2 separate regions of the Homo sapiens genome follow, and region 2 is linked to region 1. A link is an interaction called in ENCODE POLR2A ChIA-PET data of the cell type or tissue named here. Cell type or tissue: Panc1. All regions are shown on one strand. Each heading gives the region's core, and the rest is flanking DNA. Links, peaks and the distances in the headings are about the cores only.

Region 1 (4,414 bases), core at 277-4,276:
ATACTATGGATTCCCTCAGGCAGGAAAGCCTACCCTTTGCCTGTTGAAATCTAGCTACCTTTTAAGGCCCAGATCAATTAAGATGTACACTATAAGTCTTTCTTCGTCTCTGTTATGAATAGATCCCTTACTGCTCATCTCTTGATAGCAGTCAATTTGTACCACTAACAACAACACCTATGCTGAAATTATAATTATTTGTTTGTAGGTGCTATTGCCCCATCACATTTTGCTCCCCTCTATGGCATAGACCATGTCATATCCAACTTTATCGTGCAAGACTGTCTGTTTGCTACATAATAGGCTCTACATAAGTTATTTGAGAATTGATGAATTAATTGAAATTTTAAAACATAGTAGATTGCATGAACATGAATATTAGCAAAAATAACTTTAAAATATGCCAAAATATTCACCTGCTGTCACTGGACTGAGGGCTTCAGTTAATATTGCAAAAAAAGCTGTCTTTAATAGCTATTAGTTGCTATTAAATAGCGATTTTTAGGATTTAAAGCCATTTAAATTCAGAACTTTTAGTGACTTACTGTGCCAGTGGCCTTCTGTTTGTCCCTCCAATGGCCAAAAAAGAACATTACAAGAAGGTTGCAACAGTGAGAAAATGAATGCGCAGAGGTCTACTCCCCCTGTGCCTTCTCTCAGAGATTACATTGGGATAGTTTCTTTTGACCAAAGGTCCTGGCTCCTTTCAGAAGTAAGGTTCTCCCAAGCTCTCTCTCTCCATGTTCTGATAACTGCCTCTTCCTCTTGCCCTTCAAGCTGAGGTATGTTATTTAAGCCCTTCTGTCACTACTCCCAAGAGGCTGCACTGTTTCTTGCAGCATTTCTCTGTCCCACTCATGCCATTATAATTAGTCCCTTTAGTAAACTCTGTTCCAATTTTTCTATCTGATGGTGTCATCTATTTTCTGACAGGAGCCTGACTGAAACATCTATAAATGTGTATGGATTTATGGTGCATATACTTTGTGTATCTACAAAATGACAATTGTCAACAGCCATGGGGAATTACTAAAACTAACAAATGACTATCTTTTCCTTAGAGTATTATAGTAACAATCTTAATTAATTTGATCACCAATAATTCTATTCAATGAGTGAGCATTAACTTCAGTTCTGCTTTTAGCCATTACTATACAACAGAGAACATAGACAGATAGATATAGATAGATAGATGGATAGATAGATAGATAGATAGATAGATAGATAGACACATGTATATACACACATGTATTCCTAAGTCCTTCTTTTCAGAATATAAAGTTATTGAAGTGTTCAAGACCTATGCACAGACAACATCTCTTGCCAACTAATGTCTATATAAAGTCAATATACCAGTTATTCTAATTGATAATTGTGAGTCATAATTACATCTTTGATTTTTAAAAAAAATCCTATGATAGCACTTAAACTGCTTGCCAACCTTTCCGAAAGCTGAAGTAATTTGTTATTTTTATAAGTAGGCAAAACTTAAAGTTTTTCTTAAATATCTATGCACTACCTCGTGTCTTGTTAGATTCTAAAGACACCCTATATTAATACACAATATGTAGTTTATTAAAAGCTTGGATGATAAAACCATTAATAAAATGTCTACTTAAAATAATATTTTTCAGAAGTTTGTCAAGAAGTAAAATTGACAAATTATATAGTATTGGTCTCCTGTTGGAAGACTATGCAAAATCAACAAATAGAAAATGTGAAAATAAAGACAGTTTTCTATCTTAGGCTTAAAAAACCACATCCTTACACACTCTATTCTAAAGAATTGTATTTTGGAAGGAAACATCATTTTTTTTTTGTTAGTGTTCTTAAATGCTTTTCTCCAGATAAAATATGGCTGTACCAATTTGAATCCAATTTTGTAATTAAAAATTTCTCCCCCTCTGTGAACTTGTAGTAATGTTTCATCCAAAAGCAGATTATTACAACCAAATTACAAACCCCTAAAGAGAAGGGTGGCATTATAAATGGAAACACCCACACAACCTTAAGTACAATATAGCAGTGCAAACAGCATTGCTCTAATGACAGTAATCCTGCTTGCCTTAGCTGTATTCATGCAAATGACAATTTAGTACAGATGTGGCACACATTTGCATGGTTAATGGCATCATTTTTTGTCCTTTTCTACTCCTCTATACTATGATCAGCTGTTATGCTTAACATTACAAATTCTATGTGCTGTTCCTAACATTAGTAGAAACATAAGGCTGGTAGTCCTTGTCAGTGATTTAACTAAAACATGCATATGCACAAAAAAGCGGGAGGTGTAGGAGGGATAGGGTGGGGAGAGGTGGTTAGTGCCTGGTTGAGGCTTTCTCTTTTTAAGACGTTCCCTTTCAAGGATGACTCTGGAATAGAAACAATTTTTAATATATGAAAAACATCAATAGTTTTCCTGTTTCAGTAACATACTCAGAATATTCCACATGTAAGTGCAACTCATAGTTCCTACCTAGATTTATGTATACATCTCTCTCCATTCCATTATAAATGGTGCATCTCAATTCAGGGAAAGAACATGTTCATTCTTTGGAAGATTTGATGACAATGACATGCAAAATATTGACAGGTCAGTTTAAGAAGGTAACTAATCCACATGTACCATATTACTCTTGTTATTAACATTTCCTAATGCTAAAATTGCCAGTATAAAACCGTGAGCACCATATTAAGAAGCAGATACATCCCTCGGCAAGAAAAGTGGTAAGTAATCTAATGTTTTGATGTGCTTGAGAAATATATTATATACAGACAAAGAGAGAGTTAAGCCTTATTTCATGGTGAAACAAAATAACATGACATTTTTTAAACACGACATTGTAATAAAATTTATTGATTTTAAGAAATTGTAGGTGATTCTTTTACTTTCTTATTTTTAAATCTGGAGAGAACATTTCAAATGTTTTATTTTTCTTATGACTTCTAAATTTGAGAATTTTACCAATTATTAAACCTAACACTAAATCAAAGTAGCCTTTATTCTTTGTTAAACATTTTCTTGTGTTTCTCCATTCTCTTTTTCTTCATTTGCTTTTTTTACTCTCCATAAAACTCCACTCCAACACATACTCTATCATCTATCATCTCCTACAGCCTAAAGATCTCCTTTCCTTTAAAGTGCATTCTCTTACATGGCAGACGCCATTTACTATTCTTGCATTTTACAAAGTGTCCCATTATTCATGCATAACTTCTCAAATATATGTATATATATAAATTATATGTATACTTTTTATGTTCTTTTTTTAGCCAATCTATGAATTGCTGCATCTAAGCATCGAGATTCCTTGCCTAATTCCTTTACCCAAATTTGGATTCAAAACTAGGTCCCACTCTACTAGTAAGACAGTGGTATAATGTTTGATGTATTGAAGGCCATTATAAAGCCCATAAGTTATGTAAACAACCTCAATCAAAGCTCAAATATCATAAATGTATTTAAGTATATTCCAATGTGTCAGGTTTTGTTGCTATACAAAGGGATTTTACTATATCTTACAGAGGTTTATAAATATGAGAATAGCATAATGAAATCAGTAATTTAGGAAGAACATCATAGCAATATGGTTTGGGATGAGGAAGCAGAAAGACAGAGGGAACTTTAACAAAGCCATGATGATAAGGCAAGCAACTCATATTCAGGGATATAGCTATGGAAATTTTTGTGCAAATGGAGAAAGGGGAATGGATTCTTGAGATGCTAAAAGAATATAATTAAAAGGAATTAATGACAGATTTAAAATATAATATCATGAAAGATGAATTATTTTTGATAATTGGGGTTTCTAACTCAAGTATGTGCATAAATATACTCAATAATCAAGATGTGGGATGTGAGAAAGGTAAACAATTACAGAAAAAAAATGTAGAAGTACAAGCATCAAACCAGGAGTATCGAGACAAGTAATAAAGTTTGAGTCAAAACGTCAACATGAAAGCTCAATCAAAGAGAATGAACGGGATGATCTAGGGAGATAGAATACAGTTAAGAGAGGGCATAAGAACATAAAGTTTGATCAAATATGGGGAGATGGAGTGCAAAGAAAGATGACCTGAAGCAGGAAACCAAAAATATGGCAAGAAAATCAAAGAATTGTGGAGAAAGCCTGATGTAGTTAGGTTGACATCTCTTGTTTTTGCAAGCATCCTCTGGTAATATCATATAAATTTCCCTTCCTTCCTTCCTTCCTTCCTTCCTTCCTTCCTTCCTTCCTTCCATCCCTCCCTCCTCCCTTCCTGCCTTCCTCCCTTCCTCCCTTCCTTCCTTTCTTCCTTCCTTTTCTGCTAGTTTGAGTCAGTTTGCAATAGAAAGATAAACCCGATTAGTACATTGAGACCTGAATGGGGACACTTTAAAAAGAAGGTTTGATTCCCTGTGCCGAATACTCAG
Region 2 (4,414 bases), core at 253-4,252, 730 kb after region 1:
TGAAATATTTCTCCCGAAAATTTAACTAAGTATATGTATCTTGGTGAAATTACAGGTGAATAACACCTGTTATGCTGTCATCAAAAAAAAAAAAAAAAACCCTGAAAGTCTAAGATTAACCATAATCAATATTCTGGTGAAGATTCTTTCAGATATCGATACATAGATAGATACAGATACACATACTAATATATTTTGTATGTTATATATACATTTATATTTGAAAAAATACAGATGTTCATATAATTATTTTTAATAAATAGGTTCATATTCTGTAGCTATTTTTAAACTCAATAATATGTCAAGGACATAATTTCATGCCAATAAATATAGATCTGTGTCTTCATTTTGAATAACTGTGTAGTAGTCCACTGAGTATATACCAATAACTTTACTTCATCATCTTCTCATTAATGAATTTTTAAGTTGTTTCAAATTTTTTGGTATTATTAACAATGTTGTGAAGAATATCCTTTATTTTACATCCTTTCATACCACTTTTTAGTGTATTTTCCTAAAACAAGAGAAATATATGGATTTTAAACATTTTGTCACACATTATCAAACTTACCTGCACAGAGGAAAACCTATTTACATTTCTTCCAATTTTCACTAGTTTTCTCATGCCTTAAAATATAGCAGATTGTGTCGATTTTCCCAATCAAATAAGTTAAAGGAAAAAAAAAAGATATCCTGTTGCTGTTTTTATTTCTACATCTTTGAGGCCATAGAGTCATTTCCATCGCTTCTTTTGCAAACTCTTCTATTGTGACATCATTTATTCCTGAATTGCAAATGTCTTTTTTTAATATGAAAGCTTTAACCTTTCATTTGTCACAGGTATGATGATTATTTTTCCCAAGTGGTAATGTACATTTTCAATTTTATTTGTAATGCATTTTGGTGATTAGATATTTTTGATTGTCAGATGGTCTTTTAGGGTTTCTGAACTACATGACATGTTACAAAATATTGACACATGCATTTCTCTAAAATCCTGTAACTTTCTATTTAACATTATATATAGTCCATCTGCTTTTAATGGGCTGCATCTATAAGACACTTCATTTCCATGGCAGTCACACATATGATGAACATTTTACTAATTTCAAAAGCAGATGGCACTATTCCAATTATTATTATCCCATTTGTTTGAATGTATTTTAAACAGATTGTTTATTTAAAATGTTATTTTGTGACTCTGAAGGCTTACTCATATATTGCTTTTCTTGTGATGTCCTGTGTATTTAATTTTACGCCCTTGAAAACATACATTTCAAATAGCAAGGTGGCCAAATTTTGCTAAGAAAGAACCCTCAGACTCTACTTCTTGTTGTACTATTATATACAATTTGTCTTCCTCAAATAATTAAAAAAAATATTGTCTTTCATGTATATCATCCCATTATCCTTCTTGTACTGAATATAGAATTTAAGATCCTTTGGGACGGGTGCAGTGGCTCACCCCTGTAATCCCAGCACTTAGGGAGGCTGAGGCGGGTGGATCACTTGAGGTCAGGAGATAGAGACCAGCCTGGCCACCAAGATGGCAAAACTCCGTCTCTACTAAAAAATACAAAAATTAGCCAGGTGTGGTGGCGCACGCCTTTAGTCCCAGCTACTTAGGAGGCTGAGGCACAAGAATCGCTTGAACCTGGGAGGCGGAGGTTGCAGTGAGCTGAGATGGCGCCACTGCACTCCAGCCTCCAGCCTGGGTGGCAGGGTGAGACCCTATCTCAAAAAAAAAAAAAAAAACCTACAATCTTAAAACAATGTGAAATTCACAATTATTATTTTATTACTAGGCTTCAGCGAAATCGTAAGATCATGGAGTCAGTCAAAAAATAAACATTTTAAGAAGCTTCTGGATCAGATTTTTGGTTACAAGAACTAAACAGTTCCAATTATATTTTCTCATGCTATGGAAAGGTAAACTTTTTTACATTATTTGAAAAGCTTGAAGTCCTAAATATTTAAAAAATTGATCTAATTCTGTGCGGTCTGTTTTGGGTGAAACAAAGACCAGGAGACTCTCTTTTCCTGTATCTTTAAACTAGTACATAACTTCTGTTTAAGGGTCTGGTGACAACAGTAATGGATAATTTACAACCTACAGGGCTTCTGGATTAAATAACAGAGGTTCTGTAAACCAACAGGCTTCAGACTTCAGTGAAAGCACCATAATTTGTTTATTGCCCTTTCTCAGTTCCTCAATTACAATTGATCTCTGCTAAACAGACTAGTGTTGCTAATTGTTGGGAAAGGGGGAATATAACTTAATCTTTATAGACATCTTCTAGCCAAGGATTTCTCCTTATAATTCAGTGCCATAATCTCACCTAAGCACAGATAAATGGAATCCATACACCTAACCATAACAAGTACTTTCAAAATTAATGTATAAACAATCAAAGTTGAAGTAGCTGTGCTTGGAACAGAAAAAAGAAATGGTGACTGATTGTATCTGATATAGAGCCAATGACAGACAAACAAGAGTACTTGATTAGAGCTCTTGTCTTGCCAGATCACTTATTTGAATTCTACTGATAGGAGTTTAATCAGCACTTAATCTCCTTATCATGTCTAGGGTGTTGATCAACTTTAAGTACTTAACATTATACAGAACCCCTACAGGCAGTTCCACTTCAAAGCCTGAAGTGCAATGGATAGGTGTCTCCTAATCTTATTTTTCTCCATTAAGGGTGTTGAAAAGAAATGCTGTCATCATCAACTAACCATGTTCTAATTTAGTCTGTTTAAGCTTCTGAATTGTTTGTTTTAGAAAAGTTTGACTTATTTATAGTAAATCTTCATTTTCTGAACCCACCATTTTAGAAATTGAAAATATACTATATATATATATATACGTATGTGGGTTTGTATAAAATATGTTCCAGTTTACAGTTTAACTTCTGAATTATTTTAGAAAGTCTTGCCTTATTTATGCTCAATTTTCTTGACCCAGTATATTGGAAATTAAAGAAATACATACACATATACATATATGTGTGTTTGTAGTTACTCTAATTTCTCACTTCAATATAACATCAGTAGAAGGTCCAAATGGACAAGTAGTACATTAAACACAAATTAAAAATATCCTTCAAATATTTTCAACATTATGTTACGGGTAAATTTCAATGACATTTTTTGTAGATCACTCCCTGACTTAGTGAGGATTCCACATTTCCACATTCAAGTTCCTCTTTTATTCCTTATAGTAGCCTAATGAGAGAGAACAGGTATATTGACTACATATTTGCTATACATTAAAACCATGTACTTCGGTATAAGGTGTCCTCCTGAGTATTATCTATCCATAAGGATTTTTTGCCAAAATTTAAGTATTTGTCATGTGAATTGTTTTCAGGTCTCCAGAACAGACTAAAGTTATTTATTTAAAAGAAAATTGAAGTAAAATTATTGAAATTGATAAACTAAGTAAAGCTACATAAACCAAATATTATGTATCTAGAAATGATAATTTTTACATTTGATGTTTAATATACTTTTATTAGTATTTCAGTTGCTTTAAGTGTTCAATTGTCTACTTAATTTTTTATGGCAGCATATATCCAAAACAATGCATAATATCTCTATTTGGTCTAATGCACTTCAGTTGGAAGACATTAAGAGAGGAAAGATATTTTACTATTTGGAAAGAGCAGGAAATTCAAAATTTCAACTCAATTCATGTTAATTATTTAGAAAAAAAATTTAGAACCAAATAAAATATCAATTATTTTGTTTTCTCAAATTATTTCATTATTTACATTTTTTTCAATCCAAAATACCATACATACTTTAGGATCTTTTTTTAAATTTTATCTTATCTGAAATAAGTTTACTCATTCCTAATTTTAAATACAAACATAGGCTAAGTTGAATGCTAACTATCCGGCCATCCAAAAGTGATTGATTGATTGATTGATTTTATTAGGATATTCTCATTTGAAATAGAGGCTTGAGACTAGCTGTACAAACAAAAGATAAAGAAGGCAAAGCAGTTTGAATGTTTCAATTTTCATAGAAGGATTTGCAGCAATTTTATTGGTTTGAAAATTTCCACAAACATTTATAAAAGTTACTTTATAGTATTTCACTTCAGAAAGAAGGGAACTGTGACAACTTCCCCATGCTGTCAAATACATGACATTTAAAAGATAAATTAATATTTGTAAATAAAATTAACCCTTTATAAAAGATATTTTAGAAGTCTGTTTCAATAATGTAATTAAAACAAATACATGATAGAAAACTTGATTTATGTGAATGATGTTCTACTAATCTTTGAATTACTAATAGCATTCATTAAGTTTAAATTTGGAAAGATCAGGCATCTCAAAAAATGGGTAACATTAAACTAAATAACAATGTTGGCTAAGTAGCACTGAGGCACAAACAGGGAAAAATA

What was found. Peaks named below come from ENCODE experiments on the same cell type or tissue, not always from the same donor. Only the 100,000 strongest peaks of a DNase experiment are listed, where the experiment ranks them.
Region 2: POLR2A ChIA-PET joins it to region 1 with 9 read pairs; 1 of 35 experiments calls an interaction of 5 or more read pairs at or near these places.

Annotation. Positions count from the first base shown.
Region 1 is chr5:92,312,990-92,317,403 of GRCh38, forward strand. No RefSeq gene overlaps it. Among named protein-coding and RNA genes, the nearest start is that of LINC02058, 620 kb to the right of the region's middle. In Panc1, for the core only: no CTCF peak of the experiment used is centred there; no DNase peak of the experiment used is centred there; H3K27ac peaks cover 1,786 bases.
Region 2 is chr5:93,042,889-93,047,302 of GRCh38, forward strand. No RefSeq gene overlaps it. Among named protein-coding and RNA genes, the nearest start is that of LINC02058, 110 kb to the left of the region's middle. In Panc1, for the core only: no CTCF peak of the experiment used is centred there; no DNase peak of the experiment used is centred there; H3K27ac peaks cover 1,895 bases.